Regions from separate parts of the Homo sapiens genome. Here region 1 is linked to region 2. A link is a contact called in ENCODE Hi-C or POLR2A ChIA-PET data. All regions are on one chromosome and are shown on one strand. The core of a region is the stretch at or near the end of the contact, and the rest is flanking DNA. Distances in the headings are between cores, read along the strand shown. Region 1 has its middle 22 kb from the start of ITGB6. Region 2 overlaps LOC105373714 (a long non-coding RNA gene).

What was found. A loop is a pair of places that touch in the nucleus more often than their neighbours do. ChIA-PET counts read pairs that join two places held with the same protein, here RNA polymerase II (POLR2A). Pooled maps may share reads with other maps.
Region 1: a pooled map shows a loop between it and region 2 (3-fold over the local background). The contact joins two enhancer-like sites. A Hi-C loop is called at or near these places in 1 of 37 single-sample maps with no recorded cell type and 2 of 50 pooled maps. POLR2A ChIA-PET finds 5 or more read pairs at or near these places in 1 of 52 experiments (CD4-positive, alpha-beta T cell).

What each region holds. Positions count from the first base shown.
Region 1 is chr2:160,220,101-160,224,648 of GRCh38, reverse strand. No RefSeq gene overlaps it. Among named protein-coding and RNA genes, the nearest start is that of ITGB6, 22 kb to the right of the region's middle. RefSeq lists an enhancer at 521-690. Within about 2 kb of position 2,773, at least 20 of the 41 ENCODE cell types and tissues checked have a DNase peak (open chromatin) inside an H3K27ac peak, as active enhancers do.
Region 2 is chr2:157,896,111-157,900,558 of GRCh38, reverse strand. All of the region lies in intron 1 of LOC105373714 (a long non-coding RNA gene), which reads right to left. Among named protein-coding and RNA genes, the nearest start is that of ACVR1, 22 kb to the right of the region's middle. Within about 2 kb of position 1,843, at least 6 of the 41 ENCODE cell types and tissues checked have a DNase peak (open chromatin) inside an H3K27ac peak, as active enhancers do.

The DNA of each region.
Region 1 (4,548 bases), core at 1,524-4,023, 2.3 Mb before region 2:
GGGGTGTACTGTAATTGTTACTATTGTATCACTACAGCGGCTATTACCAGGAAGGCAATGTATCTTTCAGGAAATGTATCAGTCCTTAAGTGGTAGCGAGACCTTTTAGAGAATTCAGGCTGCCCAAGACCCTGACTTCAAATTCACAGAATATGTGGCTCCTATGCAACTGGATTTCCTAGAACACCACAAATCTCAAATATCCTGCACCCTTGTCCTGTGAGTACTCCATGGATAGCCCCTGCCAGGGCTTAGTGCTTGCTTTTGGTTGAGAATATGTAATAACCGCCCTAGTTTAATAGCAAAACTGAGATTCTTTGCATCAGTTGTTGCTTCTGAAATGATGATGACTCATCTGTCTCTTCTAACTTCAGAGCTGAAGGTGAGTCATCAGGGAAAGAAGAGGTGGCTGTACAGACCCTGAGGACTCGGGTTTAGGAATTAAAGAGCCACGTCAGACATGACAGGAACAAGCCAGAAGTCCTTAACCACCATCCCTGAGCTGAGCCCTGTGAAGGGCTAGTTTTAATTTCATCTAGTTTTTCTCTCACCACTTTCATTTTTACTTATTACTACCTATTGAGCCAGAAGTGGAATGGCCAAAACATTTCGAGTGAGGCTGATTTTTCAGGGTATTTACAGTCAGCCTGGAAGCAGCAGGAAGTAGAATTTATAGATTTGCATTACTAGGCAGGCAATTTCCCAAACCTCAAGATTTGAACTTGTTTTTAATTAAATAGATGTATAGGCCTCGATGGGACTAGGTCTCTGAATCCCAGGAGGATCTCCCTATAGATTGAGATAAGATCCTTAAGCCAAAGTCATTTGCATGCCTGAGAGATCACCAGCAGTTGGGTGCTCCAATCACTAAGAAAGATGATTGCAGAGTGAAGTCAATCCCTGGGAGATCAGAAAGGTCTTGGCAGGTATGGAGGGTGTTGTCACACCTAGTACTAGGCTTGAAGGAAAAGGTTCTTGCAGCATGACGAGTTTTTTCAGCCATGGAGAGGGAGCATCCATTGGTGATTAAAAGCAGGGCTCCAGGTTGGGTTCAAATCCCAACTTCCATTCCACTCTGGCTAACCTTCGGTAAATTTCTTAAATCCTTTAAACAAAGCTTTCCTGCTTTTATGATGGGGATAATAATAGCACCGCCATAAAAGACTGCCGTGAACAAACCTGCAATGGCTGCTGATTTAAAAGCCTTTATCTGCACGCATCAAACCACGTTACTCCCTTGCTCAAAACCCTCTCATTTCATCAAGAGGAAAACCTCAGTGCTGTCTGGGACCTTCAAGGTTCTGGTTTCCTACTATTTCGCTGGCCTCCTCTGCATCCCTGTCCCATACTCACTGCCCCACCATCACTGGATGGCCTGCAGTTCTTGACACACAGAACAGCCTGATGTGCAACCACCTGGTTCCTCCTCCTGAAATGCACGCCTACCCCATGTTGGGCTACTTTGTTAGTCACTTTCTATGAGAGGCCCACCCTGACCACACTAGATGACAGAGCAAACTCCACCTTCCCCAACACTCTCTAAATATTTGCTGAATGTAAAGCAGCAGGATCCCAGCTTCCCCCACAGGCCCCCAGCTCTTGCTAGGTGGCTGTCTCCAATGTCCTTGAGGCTCGTAGATATGCCCACAAAAAAACAGGGCGTTACCACAATCTCCAGGTAGCATGTCATTCTGAGTTCCCACGGCTCCGTGTTTCTCACTCATAAGCCATTGCCCATCCTTAGGTAGTGAGGGTTCCTGCCAAGGGTACAGTTCCTGCCTGTCCCCAAGGCCTGCAGTTCTCCAGTGCCACAAAAGTACTGGATGCTGGGCAGAGGAGAGAAGAGCCCCTTTGCCAGCAACCTGCCCCTGGGCCCTGAGGCAGTTCACTACTGAGACTCAATGAAGAGTTTTTTATCTGCTTTGGCCATCGGCCCCATGACCACTAGGCTAGAGAGTGGAAGGTATGCCAGCTTTTCCATCTTCCCTACTTTTCTCCTCGGCAGCTTCTTCCCCAATTCCCCTCTCCAGAAGGGGACAAGAACTTTTATGTATGTATTATGTACAAATACCAACAGATACACAGAAATCAACAGCAAGGGTATGTGGGTGAGGAAGGGGGATGGTCCTAGTAGACTACTAGTGCCCCTTTGGTGCCTTTATGCAAATTAGGCAAAGGCACCCCTTCCTCAAGACACTTTACCTTCATCTCCTAGGAAACTATCGTAATAAGTGGACAAATCTACAATGTCGAATGTCGACAACACAAATTCTGTTTCCCCAAGTGCCCTGCTATGCAAGACATCTGAATTGAGCTGGTACCTTCCTGCCAGTGGCACACTGTAAGCAGTCAGTACACTTTGACTTGTTCAATTTATAAAGATTTTCAACATCAGGAGCACGGAGAACAATCCGGCCCTTCTCACAATTCTGAGTTGTTTGTAGATAACTGATTCTCCAGCCTCTCTCTCTAAATCTATGAAGTCAGGCACAAGGGCACTGTGAGTGTCATGAGGGTCCTGCCTGCCTCCCAGGCCACCCTCAACCACCTTCCAGGTGTCAGCTGGATCATCCCTGGCCCAGAGCCAGGGGGAGTAGGCAGGAGGATCATGAGGTGAGGGCAGGCCAGGTTAGGCCTGGTGCTGACTGAGCCTGGCTTTTTCCTCCACCAGGCTCTGCTGAGGAGTGTGCAGGGAAGGGTTAGGTCACGCTGCCTGGAATCCTGGGAGGGAGCCGGGCTGAGGCTCACCCTTCACCCACATTCCACCAGGGCAGCCTCACCCACAGCACAGGCCACCACATCAGATCAGCAGGAGACTCCCAGGCCTGGAAATTGGTGGCGGAGGGGAGGGAATGTTTGCATTGTTCTGTTTGTTTGGCTCGAAGAGGAACACTCCAGCTTGGGGCTAAGCAAAAACACATTAAACTGGGATGGCTTTATCCATAGAGGACTAAGATTTAAAGTGTCTGCTTCCTTCCTGAACAGAGAAGCCAAACACCGAGGAGTTCCCAGCAGGCCCCACTGCCTGTCCGCTCCAGCCAGCCTGGTTCCCTCCCCGGGCTGCTCGCTGTCCACACGCTGGTGCCCCACTTTTCTTCCAAAGCTGCCAGGGGAAGCTGAGCAGAGAGAGCTCTCAGTCAAGGGCTGCAAAGGAGGTCCTGGGGTGCCAAGTCCTAAACTCATGACACCATGGATGTGGGCACCAGCAGCAGCCAGCCATCTCTCTGATTCCGACAGGGCTGCAATGATGCCATCTATAGCATGCACCCCCTGGGCCTTCCACCCTGCACTCAGAGGGTGGGGGAAAGAGCAGGGCCTGCTCCAGAGCGGTCGCCCAGTGATGGCAGACACCAGACACAAAAAGTGAGCAAGATCGTGAGACCCCAAAGGAAGCAGGGATGGGAGCAATTACGACCAGGGCTCTGGAGTTAAAAGAAAGATCTGAATTCTGACTGGAATCACTTATTAGCAGTATGACAGTGGGCATAATACTAAGCATTGGCTACATTATTTATACAAGGGAAAAAGTAACATTTACCTCAGAGCACCAGTCAGGGTCGCAGCAGGAGAGAGAAACAGCGCGTTATTTCAACAGAAAGAATTAAACATAAAGAATCACTGAGTGGGTAGAAAGTTGTTAACTAGGCAACTGGAAGGGTAAAACGCTGAATCTGAGATATCACTGAGGTGGGAACTGCAGGAAGTAGCTGCCACCCTGAGGGCTGGAGAACAAAGGCAAGGAAGCTGGAATTACTAAAACTGAGAAACTTAGAGGAGGCTTCCTGCAGGGCTGACACCCAGACCTCTGAGGACGCACATTGCTGGGCTTGTACAGGGTTGCTGAGTGGGCATGATGAGACTGGTTCCGTGACGGTTGAAAAACCAGCAAACTAGATTCCACTATTGCTACTGGAATGAACCCACTGCCAGGGCAAGGAGGCATTGCTGGGGAGACATTGCTAAAACAGGAAACAAACAAGAAGGAACAGGTCCTCCCTCCTCAAGACTCACAGTCCTCTGTTGCCCCTATGTGCAGAGCCTAACATGAAGCAGCTGGCAGCATAAGTATCAGTGTGACTTGCAGAGTCTCAGCTTCCACATCACAAAGCGGAGTATGGAGGGCTGGGTCTTGAGCTCAAAGACATTAACTTAACAAATGAACCATTCTCAGGTGGGATTAAATGTATAGAAAATGCTTAGCACAGCACCAGGTACATAGTAGCATAGTAGATGCTAAATAACTATTATTATTATCATCAGTGTTATTTTGATAGATAAGCGGCCTTGGCTGTTAGATGGAAGATAAGACAGGCTCTGTGATAAGCTATGAGTAGAGACTAATTTCTGGATTTCAGTTCTGGAAGTTTCATTGAGAATATGAGATTCTATGTGTAATATAAAGGGCAAATGTGATATCGAATAGTAGTAAGTCTGTAAGTGAGTCATGCAACTTTGATCTCAGTGATGCCCCTCCCTCTCCATTCCTGTGCCCTGCTCTAGCTCACACATACTTCACCCCTTGCCCAGAGTCATTAATACCCTCTACCC
Region 2 (4,448 bases), core at 594-3,093:
ATCTTGCTGCTGTTTGAAAAGGAAGAAACATAAGATGTGGCCTATTGGCAGTTGTGTTTCCCATGTGCACGCATGAACACTACAGCAGGTTAGCTGGCAGCAAGCAAAGAAGGAAGCCAACTGGCAAAACAAAGACAAAAGATGGACAGAGAGTGCTTGTGGTATTTAAGTGTGGTTAAGTGCGACCCACCTACATTCCAGTTCTTGGAGTCTGGGAAACACATGGATTTTCTTATGATAGTCTCTTTTCTCCTTAGGCTATTTTGAGTTGGGCTACTGTTAATTGCAGAGAAAAGATCCTAAGAGGTTTTTTGTTGTTGTTGTTTTAATTATAGTTATGAATTCTGAGTAAACCACACCTTACTTCCTGTAACTATTATATGCACCCATGAAAGGTAAACACTTTAAAAAAAAAATAGGGCCGGGTGCAGTGGCTCATGCCTGTAATTTCAGCACTTTGGGAGGCCGAGGTGGGCAGATCACGAGGTCAAGAGATCGAGACCATCCTGGCCAAAATGGTGAAACCCTGTCTCTACTAAAAATACAAAAATTAGCTGGGCATTGTGGCATGTGCCTGTAGTCCCAGCTACTTGGGAGGCTGAGGTAGGAGAATTGCTTGAACCTGGGAGGTGGAGGTTGCAGTGAGCCGGGATTGCGCATCTGTACTCCAGCCTGGTAACACAGAGAGGTTCTGTCTCAAAAAAAAGAAAGAAAGAAAAAAAAAAGAAATGCTGAGGGACAAATATAACCCGAAACATAACCATAAAACCTTTGGAAACTTAAACGAGAAACAAACTCTGAGTACACTTGTCTCAAGTCTACCTTTAAGCCATCCTCTACAGCCCTTGCACTCCAGTCCTCTTCTTTTGTCCATGCAAACATGGTGACCAATGAGATTCTTCACTGTTTACAATGGTGTGCTCCACTATCATCCCCTGGTTTTTCCATGTGGCAAACTCCGTAACTGGAAACCCTTTCTATTCTAGCTGTTTAGTACATAACTCCTAAAGTTCTCTCTTCTCGTCAGCTTTAAATGACTTCATGGTTGGTTTTGCTTTTATTTTTCTCTGAGGTTTCAATGTACAATTCCAGGAACTAGCTATCTCTATCAACCTGAAACTGTGCCTGGGTTCTACGTTGATAATTTTTTACTAAGCCACAGGGACCATCTGGTCTAAGGTCATGACTCTGTTTGCCATTTGTGCAGCTGCCTGCACATCTGTAGGTTCCGATGCATTCTTTTATTATTGTCTGCTTTCTATTGCATGTTGTCAAAGGCCTGGGGACTGCATCTGTTTGAATTTTGTCTGTAGGGCTCCGAACATAGAGCAGTGTGTGGTTGGGAACACAGAAAACATTACTTTCAGCAAACTGGATTCATAAAGAGTCATGATGAATGGAAATGATGAGGGAGATTTGAGCCCAGGAATAGGGACTGGGTTTCCTATTTACCTCCTCACTAACAATGATGCTTTTAAATGTTCTCGCTCTGAACAACTTTATCAATGCTTTGAGCTGAGACCCACTCACATAATGATTATTTCCTTGTAAGTACTTATTATTTAGTTGAGTTAGCTCTTTCAATATGAAGTTTTTATACTGGTTTTTAGAATTGTTCACCATACATTCTCTTTAACATGTATTCTCTTAGTCTCTCTTTCTGTCTCTGTCTCTCTCTACACACACACACACACACACACACAAACACACACACACGTTCATTTGAACTCAGGTTTTAATGCTGGGTCTATACTTGGCCAACATCTTCAAGGTCACTAATGTTACTTCTTGCCTCTGCTGTGTGGGAGCCAGAGTGTGAGTCATCAGGGTGAATAATGCCTCTGTGATACTACCAGATTGTGTTTGTCTCCACTTCAAAGCTCTTAGTTTTAACAGAATAGTATTTCTCCATCCCGCCCACCCAAACAGCAGTCTAGATGGCTGAGAGGCAACAGTTATATGAACAGTAGTATCATTTCCATAGGATGGGCTACTCCCCACCCGACCCATATTCCTCAAAAAACCTGCAGGACCCTTTATAGAAGTTCTCAGGCAACATTCTAGTCAGGTTTTGTTGACTAGAGATTACAGCTCATCACCTCTTTTTTTTTTCTTCTTTCCTTCCTCCTTCCTTCCTTCCTTCCTCTCTCTCCCCCTTCCCTTCCTCTCTCCTTTCCCTTCCCTTTCCCTTTCCATTTTTGAGAGGGAGTCTCACTCTGTCACCCAGGCTGGAGTGCAGTGGCGCAATCTTGGCTCACCGTAACCTCCGCCTCCCGGGTTCAAGCGATTCTCCTGCCTCAGCCTCCCGAGTAGCTGGGATTACTGGCGCTACCACCACACCCGACTAATTTTTTTGTATTTTGAGTACAGATGGGGTTTCACCATGTTACCCAGGATGGTCTCAATCTCCTGACCTCATGATCCACCAGCCTCGGCCTCCTAAAGTGCTGGGATTACAGACATGAGCCACTGTGCCTGGCCTCCTTCCTTCCTTTTCTTTCCATTCTTTTTTTGCCTCACATAGGTCTATAAATCTGCCATTTCTGATCCATCTTCAGTGATCTTTTTTTTTTCATAGTTCACTGCAACCTCGAACTCCTGGGTCCAAGCAATCCTCCCATCTCAGCCTCCCAAGTAGCTTGAACTACAAGTGTGCACCACGGCACCTGTTTTTCAGTTACTGCTCTTCCCTTTAATCTTTCACTTTCTTTTTCATTCACCAAAGACTTTATGACTGAGTTTGTCAAAAAAAAAAAAAAAAAAAAAGAGAAGCAGTGAAAGGAAGAACAGAAGAAAGGAAGCAAGCAAGCAAGCAAGCAAGCAAGCAAGCAAGCAAGCAAGCAAGCAAGCCAGACAGACAGAAAGAGAAAGACCAGACATGGTGGCTCATGCCTGCAAGCCCAGCACTTTGAGAGGCTGAGGCAGGCAGATTGGTTGAGTCCAGGAGCTCAAGACCAGCCTGGGCAATGTGGTGAAACCCCGTCTCTACAAAAAATACAAAAATCAGTTGGGCATGGTGCACATGTAGTCCCAGCTACTCAGAAGGCTGAGGTGGGAGGATTGCTTGAGCCCGGGAGGTTGAGGCTGCAGTGGGCTATGATCATACCACTGCACTCTAGCCTAGGCAACAGAGCAAGACCTTCTCTCAAAAACAAAAACAAACCAAAAAAAGTCTTTAAACCCAAGAATCAACTCCCACTTCCACAGCCTCCTTGTGGCTCCTCTCACAGGAACACTTTATTTTAAAAGTCATGTGACTCTGGTGAGACTACAGTGCAGAGTGGCCATGATGGAAAGAATAATGGTGGAACTGCTACCATTGAGCACCTAATCACAGTGCCAGCTGGTTTACACACCTATTTCAGTAACTCCCCAAAACTGAAGTAAGCCTTATTATCTTTTTTACCCATGAGTAGAGTGAGGTTCAGAGATACTCAATAACTTGCCCAAGATCATAGCCATTAAGCAGAAAGGAGGAAAATAACCAACTCTGTACGGTGACGAGATTCATGCTTTTTTTGGTCAGGGGAGGGGGGCTCAGTTGCTTGGTGAGAGAGGAGATATTAACCTGTCTAGACTTCCTAGTTTTTCTATGTCCTGCCTTTCTTGCTGCGAATTTATGGGATAACTTGAGAATATAATTTTCTCTGATCATTCCTATGTCACTTCCCAAAGCATTTCTCATTGTCGTCAATGGTATCTGGGTATATTTCCCCATACTCATGAATAACATACCTTAGAAATTTTGCCAGTCCTCATTCGTGTCCTACACGTGTTAATCAAATGTCTTCTAGGCCTAGGGTAATGGTGTATAATCTATCATCCAAACTGGGACACTTTTGAGATGAAAAAGAGTGCTATTAATAATTATGCTGGGCACACTGGGATGTATGGCCACCCATTTAGAACAAACTATAGTCAAGCTAATGTCTCCTATGGACAAGGAGGGTATGAGTAGAATAGTCCAGCCTTAACTAGACAGAGAACAGAGGTTGTGGGGGAGAGAAGCTAAATCTACCAAATTCCAACCGTTTTGTCTCACTAGCAGTTGTTGTATTTCTGGGCCTGAGTGTGTGTGGTGAAAGAAGGAAGGTAGCTGAAAACCTCTCAGAATTAGAATTATCACTATCTCCATTCCTTAAGAAAGTGGTGCTCAAACTTCAGTGTGCTTAAGAATTACCAGTTGTTTTTAAATAAAATGCAGATCCCTGAACTATATGCCTTAGAGATGCTGAAAATACAGTCTGAGATGGGCCCTGGAAACTGCATTTTAACATCCTCCTGTAAAGATTTTGATCTAGGTAATTTATAAATTACCCTGGGAAGAAAAACAGTATTTCCTTGATAGAAAAATTCCTGCATAATCACTCTACAAAGACAGGCACAATTTCAGAGGAAGTCCTTGCGGGACTCAATAACACAACTGTTTACAACACTGATATTTGTTC